Regions from separate parts of the Homo sapiens genome. Here region 1 is linked to region 2. Evidence: chromatin loops called from intact Hi-C (ENCODE). Cell type or tissue: PC-9. All regions are shown on one strand.

What was found. Peaks named below come from ENCODE experiments on the same cell type or tissue, not always from the same donor. Only the 100,000 strongest peaks of a DNase experiment are listed, where the experiment ranks them.
Region 1: a loop joins it to region 2, with 4 times the contacts of the local background. A loop is called at or near these places in 3 of 110 quality-filtered maps.

Annotation. Positions count from the first base shown.
Region 1 is chr3:158,567,402-158,575,401 of GRCh38, forward strand. MLF1 (myeloid leukemia factor 1) reads left to right here and starts at 3,793. Exons shown (of 8, transcript NM_001369783.1): 1 at 3,793-3,946. The coding sequence starts at 3,900. MLF1-DT (MLF1 divergent transcript) reads right to left here and starts at 3,665. Exons shown (of 5, transcript NR_104147.1): 1 at 2,770-3,665; 2 at 559-655. In PC-9, no CTCF peak of the experiment used is centred here; a DNase peak (open chromatin) is centred at 3,720; H3K4me3 peaks cover 1,477 bases; H3K27ac peaks cover 495 bases.
Region 2 is chr3:158,724,812-158,732,811 of GRCh38, forward strand. RARRES1 (retinoic acid receptor responder 1) reads right to left here and starts at 7,646. Exons shown (of 6, transcript NM_206963.2): 1 at 7,329-7,646. The coding sequence starts at 7,604. LOC100287290 (a long non-coding RNA gene) reads left to right here and starts at 7,550. Exons shown (of 5, transcript NR_171782.1): 1 at 7,550-7,717. RefSeq lists silencers at 4,557-4,735, 7,461-7,520 and an enhancer at 7,598-8,000. In PC-9, CTCF peaks have their summits at 3,137 (motif pointing right) and 3,349; DNase peaks (open chromatin) are centred at 730, 3,140, 6,780 and 7,720; H3K4me3 peaks cover 3,897 bases; H3K27ac peaks cover 7,000 bases.

The DNA of each region.
Region 1 (8,000 bases), 160 kb before region 2:
TTCAGAAACCTACCTTTCCAATGATATGACATCATCTAAAACAATGTAGTGCAATCTAATATTGAAATATGTGAACTGCCCTAAACTAGTACATTGAACAATGTCTAACACATGCCAAGTTTCTCTCAAAATTTGTCCCATAGCCCCTTGTGAGTTTGCTATGGCATCTCATTCTCAGAGGACCTCTGTGCACTGTTTAAGACAAAGGGATTAGGACAACGAAACCCTAGACACATTGAGCTTAATTGTGGTAAAGGTGTTTGTAATGGCCTAATATTCACGGCTCTGGAAAGCTATAATTAAGTTAAAAGTTCAGCACTCAAGAGCCTGTTTATTTTCTTTTGGGCACTTGAGATAATGTCTTCAGAAACATTATGAAAATTCTGAGGTGCTGTAACAGTATTTGTAAAATTAGCTGGGGAAAGAGTTGTCCACTAGGATGTAAGTTCCGAAAGGCCAGGGAGTTTTGTAACCTCAGTGTCTAGAATAATGTCTGGGATATTACTAGTCCTTAATAAGTATTTGATAAATTAATGAAAGAAACACGAAATCACTTACATATTGAAGTCTTGGTGTTTTTAATAGAGTTGCAGAGTTGGCTTGGGTTTCATCCTTTTCTCTGTTTTTCCTTAGTCAGTGTCCTTCCAAATGAAACCTAAGCAACAGTGTAGTTACAGATTATAGATGTAAAAGTGTTTACTGCAAATATTTGCTCCATAAATAGTTAATTTTTAAAATAGGGAGGCAAAGTACGGATGGTGGTGAGGATACAGGCTTTGGGGTAAGACAAATCTGGGTTTGAATTGAGTGACATCAAATTTCAATCATCAAAATTTAATCAAATTATCAACTTTCAAATCAATTATCAAAATTCAATTATCAAATTTATCTGGGTCCCAGCTTTTTTTAATGCAATTTAGGGATAAACATAATATTAGACATGGTTGCTGTAAAGGTTAAACGAGAAAACATATGTGAAGCACTTAGTGCAATCCTTGGAATATATGAAGTGTAAATGAGAGCTATTACCCTATTAGGCAATTTTCAGTTTACTTGGCTCATCTCATTCCTCACTCAGAAGGTGAGTTTTAAGGCATATGAGTAGGACTGTACATTATATACACCAGGCAAATGCTACTTTAGCACTGCCCTGGAATGCTTTTCCACTAGACATCCACTTCCTTCCTGTGGGTCTTTGCTCAAATTCCCCTTAGTGAGGCGTACACAAAACTTGCTATTTATAATTGCACCTCTCCATACTCCTTACCCTGATCAGCTTTTCTCCCTAACACTTATCACCTTACAATATACTATTTTCTATTTTGTTTATTTTGAGTCTGTCCTTACAAGAACATAAACTCCGGGAAGGCAGAGATTTTTGTCCGTTTTGTTCAATGATGCCTAAGGTCGTAGATCAGTCCCCAACACTGGGTAGTCACTCAATAAATATTTGTAGAATTGAATTTATGTGATGTGAATATATTCCCACTGAATTTTGTACTTTTTAGTTTGGGTCCATTTAGCTTGTCAGCATGATTTTGAAAAATGATTACCCGCTTTCATCCTGCATCTTTAAGTATGACTCATCACTCACATACCATATAACCAGCACTCACAGAGGAAAGCTCCAGGTACCCAGCTCAGTTCAATTACTAGCTGTGTGAACCTTGGCAATTTATTCAGCTTCTCTGTGTCTTGAATGCATCATCTATACATGGGGATAAAAGCCATCTCTACTCCATAAAACTGCTAATGAGGATTCAATGAGGTAATGCATATGGAGTGCCTACAACAGTGCCTGGCACACATTCAATAAATATTAGCTATTATGATTATATTTACAGCCAAGTCCAGGACCCTCTCCTCTCAGTCCTGTTCTGCATCTCTATTCCTCCCATGCTGGAGTATTCATTCTCTCCTGACCCACGCTTTCTTTCATTTCCACCTCTTACCCATCAGTTCTGAAAATGATGTCAAGGTCTCTTCAGTGCCAACTCTGCTCTGCCCTCCTTTTTTTTTTTTTTTGCATTTGTCATTAGATCCAAACTGCTTTCACAAGGTTCAGCTAATTCCCTGACTAACCTGTGCCTGGACTAAAGCTTTTATAACAATGTGATTCTAAAAAAGTTCCCACAGAAACTAGAGGGTAACATTACAAATTTACTTGGCCTTAATCCAGAACTATTTTAACACCATCTTTTATCACATAACTTACTCCATTTCAAGTTTTTTTTTAAGTGTGGCCTCCTTCACATCTTGTGCTTATACTATTTTAAAGAGAAAAACAATTTAAGGTCTTATAAAACAATTTTGTTTGCCTTGAAATTTATTTAGAAATTTTCGAAATTTTGTGTATATGTTCTCTGAGCTTTATTCTGAGTCCAGAGGAAAAGAAAATATCCTCTTTCCTGGATGGGCTGTGCCATCTCATCTTGGGCTGTGAAGTCTGCCCTACCCCATGCCACCAGTCTCAGGGGAAGGAAGCTGCCAGAGAACTTGGCTAAAAAAGGGGGATGGGGAGTAAAAGATCCAAACGATTAAATTTCCAGCTCTCAAAATAACCCCTGACTACTCCTGTCACCTCCAAATCAGGGCTTGCACACTTCTTCATGCTGGCAAAGTGCCACCCCTCTGGCCTGATCCCAGGGGGCCCTGATGAGCTATGGACGCCCCTTTATCTCTGCAAGACAGCCACGTAGAGAAGCTGGGGAGCTCACTGAATTAAGGGTGGACATGCAAGATGTATTTTCTCTTTTCTTATACTCTTACCATTCTTCTCCTTAATCTCTCTTCTGTCTTCCCCTCCATCTGTCTCCAGGCTCCTGAAAGGCCCCGTGATAGTGTTTTCTAAAACTTAGTAATTTGAGTACCACTATCACGATGTTCCTCTCCCCTGCTCTGCCTACCCCTCCGCCCCACCATATCCAAATTCCACCTGTTCTATTTGATAGCTTACTTTTTCACTTAAAAATGCAAAATCTAGCTCTTGATGTATATCACTGATTTAAATTTAAAATCAGTTTCCTTGCCATAAATAGAAAGCTCCCTGATAAATGTAATGCAAATAAAAACATATAGTAGTGGAATTTTAGTTGGATATGGCTGCTTGCTGCAGGCCTGTGCCTGAAACCTGCTGTTAGGTTAAGAAATGCTGGAGAAGTGTTAAAAACATATCAGCATCGCAGTGAGACTTGATCTTTGAAAGAGAGACACAGAAGGACAACCGAAAAGAGAGCAGCTTTCTCAAGAGGTAAATAAGTTTGTTGAAATCTGATAGGCTTCATCCCATTTCCTTCAACAACTGAGTACACTATTTGCTAACTGTACTAAAAAACGTTTTGCACATTTTTTCTTATTATTTGCTCACAGCTTTTGACTACCAGAGAATGTTTCGGATACAGGACTAATTCCTGTGGATGACAGAATGCGACCGTTGAATGGGACATTGGGTGTCATCTGGTCCAAATCTTGACCCCTTTTCATTTTCCCCGAAAGAAAGACTTGCGGCTCGGAACCGAGGGCGGCATGCCCAAGGTCACAGAAAGGGTGGTCTAATGTTTTGGTTCCTGCAGCCCAGAGAACAAGCTATCCCATCCCACAGGAGCCTTGGCGAAAAGCTCCCCGGCCGGCGCAAGGCCAGACTTCTCGCCTCCACTGTGTTGATTGCGGTTGCCAGGGCAGCGGCGCATTGCTCCCCGCCTCGTCCTGGTGACGTCACAGAGCAATGTCCAATGGGAAAGCAGCTCGGTGTCACGCACCTCCTATCCCGGCGGGCACCGCCTGCGCCGCGGCGAGTGAGGCGTCGTCCGTACTGGAGGCTAGCTCTTGTCGCGGCCGCGGCGAGTTAACATCGTTTTTCCAATCTGTCCGCGGCTGCCGCCACCCAAGACAGAGCCAGAATGTTCAGGATGCTGAACAGCAGTTTTGAGGATGACCCCTTCTTCTCGTGAGTTACGGGAGCCAGGAGTCCGGGGTCGCGCGGGAATTAAGGTATCGAGGGGAGCTATTTTAAGGGAAAAGAGCGAGTTTTAGAGGGCGAGAGAGAATTCGGAGTAACTCTGGAGGCGGTTTGAAGGAGACGAGGATTTGGAGGCCTGGGAGGGAAGAGAGAGGAGGATTTAGGGGTGTGTGAGACAGGGAAGAGACGGATTTGGGCGCATGAGGTGGAGAGAGGAGGGTTTGGACGCGTGAGGTAGGCGGAGGGAAGTTTGGGGGCGTGAGGTGTGGGGAGGAGAGTTAAGGCTGGGAGTGGGGGGAGAAGAGTTGAGGCCGGGAGGTGGGGGGAGGAGAATTGAGGGCATGAGGTGGGGAGAAGAGGTTGAGGGCGTGAGGTGAGGGAAGGGTTTGGGAGCATGAGGTGGGAGGGAGGAGGGTTGAGGGCGTGAGGTGAGGGGAAGGGTTGAGGGTGTGAGGTGAGGGGAAGGGTTGAGGGCGTGAGGTGAGGGGAAGGGTTGAGGGCGTGAGGTGAGGGGAAGGGTTGAGGGCGTGAGGTGGGGGAAGGGTTTGAAAGCGTGAGGTGGGGGGAGGAGGGTTGAGGCTGTGAGGTGGGGGGAGGGTTTGGGAGCGTGGGGTGGGAGGAGGAGGGTTTGGGGGAGTAAGGTGGAGGGGGGAGGGTTGAGGGTGTGAGATGGACGAAGGAGGATTTGGGGGTGTGAGGCGTTTGGAGGAGGGTTGAGGGCGTGAGGTGGGGGGAGGGTTTGGGAGCATGAGGTGTGGGGGAGAGTTGAAGGTGTGAGGTGTAGGAGGAGGGTTGAGGACGTGAGGTGGGAGGAGGATTTGGGAGCATGAGGTGTGGGGGAGGGTTGAGGGTGTGAGGTGAGGGGAAGGAGGGTTTTGGACCGCGAGGTGGGGGGAGGAGGGTTGAGGGCGTGAGGTGGGGGGACGGTTTGGGAGCATGAGGTGCAGGGGAGAGTTAAGAGCTTGAAGTGCAGGGACGAGGGTTGAGGGCGTGAGTTGGTGGGGAGGGTTTGGGAGTATGAAGTGCAGGGGAGGATTGAGGGCATGAGTTGGTGGGGATGGTTTGGGAGCGTGAGGTGGCGGTAAGAGGGTTGAGGGTGTGAGGTGGATGGAGGAGGATTTAGGGGCTGAGGAGGATTTGGGGGCATGAGGTGTGGGAGGAGGGTTGGGGAGAAGGGTTGAGGGCGTGAGTTGGTGGGAAGGGCTTGAGAGCATGATGTGGGAGGAGGGTTGAGGGCGTGAGGTAGGGGGAAGAGGTTTGAGGGTGAGAGGTAGTGGGACGAGGGAGGGTTGGGGCGTGAGGTGGAGGGAGGAGGGTTTGGGGGCATGAGGTGTGGGGAAGAGGGTTTAGGGGCATGAGGTGTGGGGGTAGGAGGGTTGAGGGTGTGAGGTGGACAGAGGAGAGTTGATGGCGTGCAGTGGGGGGAGGAGGGTTTGGGGGCGTGAGGTCGCAGGAGGATGGTTGAGGACGTGAGGTAGAGAGTTGAGGGCCCCAGGTAGGGGGAGGAGGATTTGGCTGCATGAGATGGAAAGAAGGCCCTTCCTCACACTCCCGGGGTGCCTGCTGCTTTCCATTTGGCCGGACTTTGGGTGCCCGTCATGGCTTCCTGTGTGCAGAGTTGGCCTTTGCAGCTTCAAGGGCTTTGCAGGTGACATAACTACCATCTCGGTGAAACTTATGGTGAGAATTATGTTCACATAATTGCAAATGGGAGCAGGGAATATTTTATAGCTCCTCTTTAAATTCCAAATAGGAACAGGTAATATTTTATAGCATGACAGTTCATTGAAAAGGGGAAGTTTTTAAAACAGCATTTTCCATGTGAGTGGGGAATGTGTCAATGAGAGCACGACAAAGTTGGAGAGTTGTGCTTTCTCTTCGAAGTTGTTGGAAGTTGCCATGCCAATTGCGCTGTTTTCTTTGCTCGCTTTGTTACAGAGCTAACCTTGTTTGTGAAGGGACTCCGCTTTCTGTCAAAACTAGAAATAGGACAGGGAAGCTGATGGGGCGGGGCGGGGGGAGGGGGGCGGGAGGAGGGCGGCGGGGGGGGGGGGGTGTGTATTTAACACCTCAGGTAAGCAAGTGCCATTCGTTGCCTTTGAAGGTTCCCAGTGAAGTAATGTGATGCCCTAGAAAGAAGGCATCCAGAAATTGGTTTCACTATTATTTATTTTTGAGTTGTGGGATTTTTTTTCCTTAATTCTAACTTTGGCCATTGTTACAAACACATTGACATAGTCTAGTTGTATCCCTAAGAGGGGAAATTTGTAATACTTTTTAGCCTAAGTGTTTTTTGCCAGTTTGAATTTTGATTTCAAGTCTAGTTTATTTTGATCCCTTAAATTTTCTAGGTTTGCAATTTGGAGAGCATTTTTTAAAAAGGTCTTAAAATAAGAGTTTATTGCACATATTTTTCAAACAATATCTGTGGGGGGTGTGTTGTGCGTCTGTGTTTGTTTGTTTGAGACAGGGTCTCACTGTGTTGCCCAGGCTAGAGTGCAGTGGGTTGCTCTCGGCTCACTGCAGCCTCTGCCTCCCAGGCTCAAGCGATCCTCCTGCCTCAGCTTCACAAGTAGCTGGGTCCACAGGAGGGAGCCACCACACCCTGCTAATTTTTTTTGTAGAGAGGAGGTTTCGCCGTGTTACCCAGACTGGTCTCAAACTCTTGAGCTTAAGTGATCTGCCTCCCTCGGCCTCCCAAAATGCTGGGATTACAGGCATGCGCCACTGCACCTAGCCAATGTTGTTGTTTAAATAAATGATTGACTTAAATATGTTAGTACTAATTTAAAGCAAAATAACATTAATAAAAAGATAATGAACAGTGGGAAATGAAATGGTTAATATAGAAAAATAAAATGATTAAAATTTTTTTCTGAAGATTATTTATTAAGGCATACATGAACTCAGGCAAATTTATTATGCCATTTTAGTTAACGTGTTTAGGAGCTGTTGGGATATGGACAGTGTTATTTTAACAGGTTTAAATTTTTGTATTATTGTGATTCTCTCTTTTGAAAGCCAGAGGCGAGGCTTGGTGGCTCACGCTTGTAATTCCAGCACTTTGGGAGGCCGAGGTGGGTGGATCACCAGAGGTCAGGAGTTGGAGACCAGCCTGACCAACATGGTGAAACCCCATCTGTACTAAAAAAAAAAAAAAAAAAAAAATACAAAATTAGCCAGGCATGGTGACACACACCTATACTCCCAACTACTTGGGAGGCTGAGACAGGAGAATCACTTGAACCCAGGAGGTGGAGGTTGCAGTGAGCCGAGATTGCGCCATTGCACTCCAACCTGGGCAACAAGAGTGAAACACTGTCTCAAAAAAAAAAAAAAAAAAGAATATTTAGCCAGAGAATATTATTTTGTAAAATCCATAATTTTATTATTTTGTATTACATAAGCTCTGGCTTTCAAGAGAATCACAGTACTACAAATCCATAGATTATTGAGGTGTTGAAGTCATTCATATGTAAATATGACATCATACAATTGGTAACAGCTAAGAAGATTATGATAGACAATTTTCGAGTTGTATTATATCCTTGATTATACCAAAAGTTGTTTTATATCCTTCATTGTTAAGGATTCCATCCTTAACTGTGAATGTGTAATGAGTATAATATGTTCTTTAAAATGTCTAGCAGAAGTGTAATTTAAACTCTTGAGTGATTCTGAGCAGAGGCAATGAATTCAAGAGTCAGGGTCAGAAATAGTAACAGACTACAAATAGTAAGCATACAGAAGAACTCTTCCTCTGTGCTTAGGGTGAAAAGGACCATCAGTTACTCTTTCAGTTATCACTATCTATAGCCTTTTTCAAATGCAAGGAGCCATATCATAAAAATTGAAGGTAAAATTGTTGCAGTTAACTTTTTTTAAGCCTAATCTCCTTTATTCATCACAAAGCTTTTGCATAGACCTTTTAAATATACAAAATAGTGGCCAGAACTCTGCTTACAGACTACCATCTTTCATTACCACCATATTACAGTTAATTTTATAAAATTGATTCACACTTAACAATTTCTTTTCTCCA
Region 2 (8,000 bases):
GTACAAGACTCCCTTTCTTTTTTTTTTTTTTCCAGACAGGGTCTCACTATGTTAGCCCAGTCTGGAAGGCAGTGGTGCAATCAGGGCTCACTGCAGCCTCAACTTTCCCAGGGTCAGGTGATCCTCCCACCTCAGCCTTCCAAGTAGCTGGGACTACAAGTACGTGCCACCACATGTGGCTAACTTATTTTTTGTAGAGATGGGGTCTCATCACGTTGCCCAGGCTGGTCTTGAACTCCTGGGCTCAAGCAGTCCTCCAACCTCGGCCTCCCAAAGTGCTGGGATTACAGGTGTGAGCCAACATGCCCGGCGAAGATTTCCTTTTGTAATTTGATTTTTCTGGCTAGGGACATCCTGAACAACCATAGCAAGTCAGCCAGAGTGGATTTGTTATGGCTACTGTCTCCAGCCACTGTGGGACTATCTCTGTGAAACATTCTTCAACTGAGGCACCATCCAAAAAGGCAAATAAATGCCGAGGTCACATAAGTGTCATACATCTCTGGGGCGATACACTGCTTAACAGCAAGTGAGATCAAGTTTCAGGTTGGATTTGGGCGAGTGTGTGTGTATGTATAACCTTCCATGCCTCACAATGTCAGTCGTTGTGGGCTGATTATTTACATGCAGTCTCCAGCAGAACAACCTAGGTCCTTAAAGGATGAGTCTGCAGCCAAGCCAGACTTCTGGCAGTTAACAGTCATGACCCACCACTGCCGGTCTTGATGTGGGACATTACTAATGCTCTGTGATTACATGCATCCTTGGCTATGACTCCACATGTGGAAAGCCAAGTGGAAAATGTCGTGGGCTGGTAAAAAAAAAATTGTGGTTTAAAAACAATTTATTATAAAATGGTAAAAAAAACATTCCTACTGGCTAGCTCATCCGGGTGTAGTTAGCTTAGGAGATTGAGGCAAAGTGCCAAGGAGGTCAAAGTCAAAGCTTTAACCCCGGGACCTAGTGGCCTTTCTCACCCCATGCTAGACCCAGACTCTGCGATCAGAGTCTGCAGACCGGATGGCTGCTGTGGTGGGTGATGGGGTGGAGACCGTAGGCACATCTGTGCTATTTCAGCACAAACATTGCCTGGAAGGAGAGATTCCTGCCTGTCTCTTCTGTGCTTTCAGAATTGTTATGTTTCATCCTTAGGGCAGTGTGAGGGCACTGAAGAGATCCTAGTTTATCTTGCAAATATCCCCCTCCCTGCTGTTCTTTCCTAATGCCTATAAAAGCCCTTAGGAGCTTTCCTTACATGAAAATTAAGACTAGTTCACTTGAGTATTTTATTACTTATCTTCTCCCTTAGTTCACTTGAGTATTTTATTACTTATCTTCTCCCTCTATGTTCATTGCAGCCTTTTTAATTCTCCAGTTTTTGTTTCAATGGACAATTTAATGTTTTGCTTTCCTAGTCTCCTGAATCACCTCAAAATTATTGACATTAATGGAGAGAAGACCTCAAGAGCAGTAATTAAATTATGTTGTATTAATGTGCTTTATAGATTGAGAAATCACAAAGGAATAAAGGTTTTCATAGTAGAGTAAGTGCTCTCCTAACTGCCTTGTGGCCTAGTGGACAGGGCTCCATGCTTGCTGTCAGACCCACGGTGGACTGAACCCCCGAGCACGGGCTCCTGCCTAGTGGCCTATATGGGCCTGGCCTGATGCTTACCCAAAGCCAGCTGCTTTGCTCCCAAACTTGCATATATCAGATGTACTTAGTACCTCATTACATAAGTAAATATTCTGTAAACTGGTGAAGAGCGGGTACAAACAAAGATGTCATGTCCATGAAGTCAAGTTAAATGCTTTAGAAATTTAGCTGTTGAATTGGTGTTAATAAGCTGAGATTAGGCAAGGAAAAGTAAAAGCAGAGGGTTGTTCAGCATATTCTTTGAGAGCTCATTCCACCATAAGTAAACAAAAATGGAAACCACAAACGATTCCCCATGGGTGTGTTTTCTTGCTAGAAAGACTGTGATATGATTTGGATGTTTGTCCTCTTCAAATCTCATGTTGAAATGTGCTTTCCAATTTGGAGATGAGGGGGCCCTGGTGGGAGGTGACTGGATTATGGAGGTGGGTCCTTCATGAATGGTTTGGCACCCTCCCCTTGGTGATACGTGAATTCTTGCTCTGAGATCTGGTTGTTTGAGGGTGTGGCAGCTCCCCACTTGCTCTCTTGCTCCCGTTCTTGCCATGTGACATGCTGGCTCCCTGTTGCCCTCTGCCATGATTGTAAGCTCCTTGAGGCCTCTCCAGAAGCGGATGCCAGCACCACACTTCCTGGGGAGCCTGCAAAACCATGAGCCAATCAAAGCTCTTTTCTTTATAAATTACCCAGTCTCAGATATTCCTTTATAACAATGTAAGAAATGACCAGTGCAGACTGGAAGGAGCTCCAGTTAAATGGCCTTGGCCCTATATCAAAAGATAGATGATAAATGTACACTTACAGATTTTATTTTAAATAGAAGCAATTAAGATATGGGCATAGCTCCCCTCTCCCCATATGCTTTGATCAAGTGTTTAAAGTATGTTTCCAACCACTGGTCTTGGCCTGGTCAGAGGGTGTTTTGTTTAAGTGGCCAATTCCTAAACAATAGTGGATTCCAGAATGGGTTGACTTTCTTACAGAGTGTGTGCACTTGAAGATTTCAGCTAGTCTCTCAAAATGTTAGTAAAAGGCCGGCCTCTCACCAAATGCTCCACGCAGAGCCAGTGGTCCCAGAACTTGCTGAGTGGCAAGAGGAGACTTGTCTTCAAGTAAGGGACAGCCTTGAATAGTCAGGAGCGGGGCAAACATTGTGGGGATGATCCAGGAAACCCTGGGAAGCATAAGATCGCTCAGCACCATCCAAAATCTCCCACCACTCCAACTGTGGGTCCTGAGCCTATGCCATGTAATACTAGAAAAGTAAAAGCCTCATTGGTTATGGAAAGGTAGTGTAAGGCCAGGTAAGAAAGGCATCAGGTGGGGGCAGTGAGGGAACACAAATCGTGGTCTGTGATTTCGCCTACAATTAGCAACAAAACAAAACAACACTTCCTCCACTCCACTCCACCCACCTCCAGCTAGCACTTAGTTCTTCCTTGAATTTACTACCACAGCTATTGCTGCATTTCACCACCAGAGGGCAACAGTATTTTTAAAATGAAAGATAACTTGACGCGCCAACAGCTCACAGAATCAAAGAATTTCAGCGCGAGAAGAGGTCTTAAACATCATTTAGTCTAAAGGCTTTCAAAACTTTTTAAAGCTGCAGCCCACAGCAAGAACTGAATTTCTCATTATGACCTAGGTCATACATATATATCTGAAACACATTTGGAGACACTACTTACCCTTGCTTTCGCAATACACTCTAATCGTTTGTAGTCTATACTATTTCGTTTAAAAAAAAAAAAAACCGGATCCCACACTAAATTGGCTTTATAACCCTAGTGAGCCCTTAGTTTGAAAAACCCTGACTTCATCTCAGCCTCTCATCTTACAAAGGAATGCAGTGACCCCTAGAATTGGGAGGGATACCCATGAACTACACTTCTCTTCCTTACCTGGCTACCTGCTCGCCCCTCAGGGTCAGTTCTGGATGGATGATAGACATTGTGCAGCAGCTGAGCACTCAGTCCAACAATGCACTGGTTGGGTAGAGTGCAAACCTGAGTTTGGAGGGATCAATCGTGGTTTCTTTTTCTTTCTTTTTTTTTTTTTTTTTTGGTTTTTGAGACAGATTCTCGCTCTGTCACCCAGGCTGGAGTGCAGTGGCATGATCTTTGCTCACTGCAACCTCTGCCTCCCGGGTTCAAGTGATTCTCATGCCTCAGCCTCCTGTGTAGCTGGGATTATAGACACGCACCACCATGCCTGGCTAATTTTTGTACTTTTAGTAGAGATGGGGTTTCACCATGTTGGCCAGGCTGGTCTTGAACTCCTGACCTCAAGTGATCTGCTTGCCTCAACCTCCCAAAGTGCTGGGATTACAGGCGAGAGCCACTGCGCCTGGCCCATGTTTTACTTCTCCCCAGTGCTATGACTGCTCTTATAATGGAGGCAGGAATTTCTTATGACTACACTGAAAGCTCCATGTAGGTGTGTCTACACTCTTCACTCAGGCAGTGGAGTGCTTCAAAACTGAGGGAATCTCAAAGAGGCCTTCCCTAATGACCCTATGCTAAATATGAATTAGGCCACACTTCTAGCCCAGTTCCTGGCACAGAGTAAGCATTCAATACATAGCTAATGGATGAACAGACTACCCCTGAACTCACATTTTTATACTTTCTAATTGGCACTCATATCTTATATGACTCCTTAGACCACCTGACATTGTTGGCAGAACATGAATTATTTCCATTCCAAACAGGGAAATAGCCAGAAAAGACTTAAATAACCTTTCCCAAAGCCATTGGACTAAATGATGTTTAAGACCTCTTTAAGATTTATGTAACTTATATAAAATTCCCAGCCCCTGCATCCTCACTGGAGCAATGCAGGGGCTGGGAATTTTTACTTTATTCACTCGGGTTTTGAGAGCTAGTTTGATTATTTTATGAAGGATGTCAAATATCTTATTTTATTTTCAAGGGGGTGACTAAGTGCATGATAATGCAAGTTATTTTATTATTCCTTTATTTATTTATTTATTTATTTGAGACGGAGTCTCGCTCTGTTGCCCAGGCTGGAGTGCAGTGGCACCATCTTGGCTCACTGCAACCTCTGCCTCCCGGGTTCAAGCAATTCTCTATCTCAGCCTCCCGAGTAGCTGGGATTACAGGTGCCTGCCACCATGCCCGGCTAATTTCTTTTTGTATTTTTAGTAGAGAAGGGGTTTCACTATCTTGGCCAGGCTGGTCTTGAACTCCTGACCTTGTAATCTGCCCACCTCGGCCTCCCAAAGTGCTGAGATTACAGGCGTGAGCCACCGCGCCCAGCCTATTATTCCTTTTTAAAATGGTTTGGAAGGGGAAAAAAAATCTCTGGGATTGAAAACTGGTGTACCTTAGAAATCTGAGTGAGCTTGGTTTTCTGCAGGGAATCCTGCCCCTGGTAACCAGGGAGCAAATCCTTAGACGCCCCTTCTTTAGGCTCTGGGCATTGGCTACTACTCTTCTACCTTGATAGAAAGTTCTCAAGGTCCGTTATCTCACTGCTCTGTTGGACTAGGAAAACTGAACTTTTTTGTATCTCAGACAGCAAGGATTGTTAAGACAGGTGACAAGATGGCCCGGCACGGTGGCTCATGCCTGTAATCCCAGCACTTTGGGAGACCCAGGCGGCCAGATCACGAGGTCAGGAGTTCGAGAACAGCCTGCCCAACATGGTGAAACCCTGTCTCTACTAGAAATAGAAAACTTAGCCAGGCGTGGTGGCACGTGCCTGTAATCCCAGCTACTCAGGAGGCTGAGGCAGGAGAATCGCTTGAACCTGGTAGGCGGAGGTTGCAGTAAGCCGAGATCGCAGCGCTGCACTCCAGCCTGGGCAACAGAGCAAGACTCTGTCTCAAAAAAAAAAAAAAAAAAACAAAGACAGGTGACAAGAATAGGTTGCTCCTTCCTTCCTTCCTTCCTTCCTTCCTTCCTTCCTTCCTTCCTTCCTTCCTCTCTCTCTTTCTCTCTCTTTTTTTTCCCCATAGGGTCTCACTCTGTTGCCTAGGCTGGAGGGCAGTGGCACATTCTCTGCTCACTGCAACCTCCAGGTCCTGGGGTCCTGGGCTCAAGCAATCCTCCCATCTCAGCCTCCTGAGTAGCTGGGACCACAGGCCCACGCCACCACATCGGCTAATTTTTTTTTAATTTTTAATTTTTTTTATTTTTGGCAGAGATGGTACTTTGCCATGTTACCCAGACTGGTCTACAACTCCTGAGCTCAAGCGATTTGCCCACCTCGGCCTCCCAAAGTGCTGAGATTACAGGCGTGAGCCACCATGCCCCAGCAGGTTGCCTTTTTCTTTATTATTTTATTTTATTTTATTTATTTTATTTTGAGAGGGAGTTTTGCTCTTGTTACCCAGGCTGGAGTGCAGTGGCGCAATCTCGGCTCACCGCAACCTCCGCCTCCCAAGTTCAAGCGATTCTCCTGCCTCAGCCTCCCAAGTAGCTGGGATTACAGGCATGCGCCACCACACCCAGCTAATTTTGTATTTTTAGTAGAGACAGGGTTTCTCCATGTTGGTCAGGCTGGTCTCGAACTCCCGACCTCAGGTGATCCACCTGTCTCGGCCTCCCAAAGTGCTGGGATTACAGGCGTGAGCCACCGTGCCTGGCCAGGTTGCCTTTTTCTAGGAACAATTTGATTTAATCATTCAATAAATACAGCCGTGCCGGGTACAGGAATAAGTTTTGAAGAACCGAGGCTGAGCTTCTTGAAGGACTTTCCAATGGTGTTTGCTTCCAGGCGTTTGGCACTGTTAAATGAAAATCCTGCTGCTACACTTTAAAACTCGACCTATTTATTAAATACATGCGATACTCAATTCCAGATTCTTTGAGGCCGTGTGTCTGCAGGCTTTGTGGAATATCTGGAGGTTGTAGAAGGAGCAACTTTGCTTTTGGGACAGACTTAGTGTAGTTCTGTAACTTTTGTAATCTATAGGATGAAGAACGCAAAGTAGCTTCACACATACGAGACAATTCCTACAGTCAATGCCTTGAAATCAGCAACCAAACAACGGGTTGCAAAGTTCTCATTCATTCGGTTCATATAGAACACTGGGCTCGGATTCACTCACTTCTAATTAGATCAAATCAGACGCCAGCATTAGCAGGTTTCTGCCCAGGCCTACGTGTAAATTCCAACCACATTACCCCGAAGCCCTAGCGTGGTGGACTGCAATTAACAAGAGACAGTCGTCCGCGGTATGGTATGGCTACTGGCTTAGATTTTGGAAATCCCGCCCAAAACTTTGGCTGCAGCCACTAGTAGGGCGCAGGCACAGTAAGCACCCCCATAGCAACCAACTCTGGGTACCTCCGGACAAAATTAAATGTTGCCCTTTCAGCCTGTTCCTCAATTTCCCAAAGCATCTCTTTCCCAGGTGTGGGAGCAGTCAAGAGCGCTGCCCTGTGAAAAACCTATGACCTCATAAATGCTGGAAGGAACGAGCCAGATTTCTGCAGACGCTGTGCACCGAAGGGGCCCCTTCCACGCCCTGGGATACTTCAGGGGCGCCAGGCCCAGCTGGGATCTCCCCGGGCGTCGTGCGCACTGCACCTTCCCTGGCGGACCATCCGTTGGGCCGGCAGGCGCGCGTACCCAGGTGTCACCTCCCAGCGCCGTGCGCGGACAGGCAGGCGCGTGCCCCGGCGCGTCGCTCCGCACTCACCCACGCGCGGCCCTCCTGCACCTCGGCCAGCACTCGTAGCGCGCTGGGCGAGCCGGACCGGAAGTTGAAGAAGTGAAGCGCCGCGCGCGCCGCCTGCTGCAGGAGCCTGCGCGGGACCCCAGCATCCTGAGGCTGCCCAGGGTCGTCGGGGTCCCCGGACCCCGCGGGCGCCGCCACCGGGGCGAGCAACAGCAGCAGCGCGAGCAGCGGGGCGGTGGGGCGCGGGCCCCTGGGCCCGGACCAGGGAGCAGGCAGCCGTTGCCGGCGGGGCTGCATGGACGCAGGAAAGTTGGCTCGGCACCCGACAGACACGGGCTCGGAGCGGGCAGTGCCGGCGCTCGCGGAAATAAGGCCGTGGTGGGCCCCTCCCCTCCGCCCCCAGGGCGAAGGTCTGTAGCGAGCCCGGGTCCCCATGGGGCCACTCCTTTTCCACGTTTCCCGCAGCCCCTGGGTTCTCTCTGCCCCTCCCCGCTGCCCGGGCTTAGTGCTAGGATGCGGCATCGCCTCCGCAGCGCAGGGCCGGGTGCTTCTGGCCCAGGCCGCGGCGGGAGAGGGTCGGGGTTGGGGGGACAATGGGGACGCCTCCCCGAGGAATCGCGGCCCGCCCGTGCTACCTCGTACCGCGTCCCTAGCCCAGCTCAGGGACTTGGCGTTTCCCCTGCGGTTTCGCAA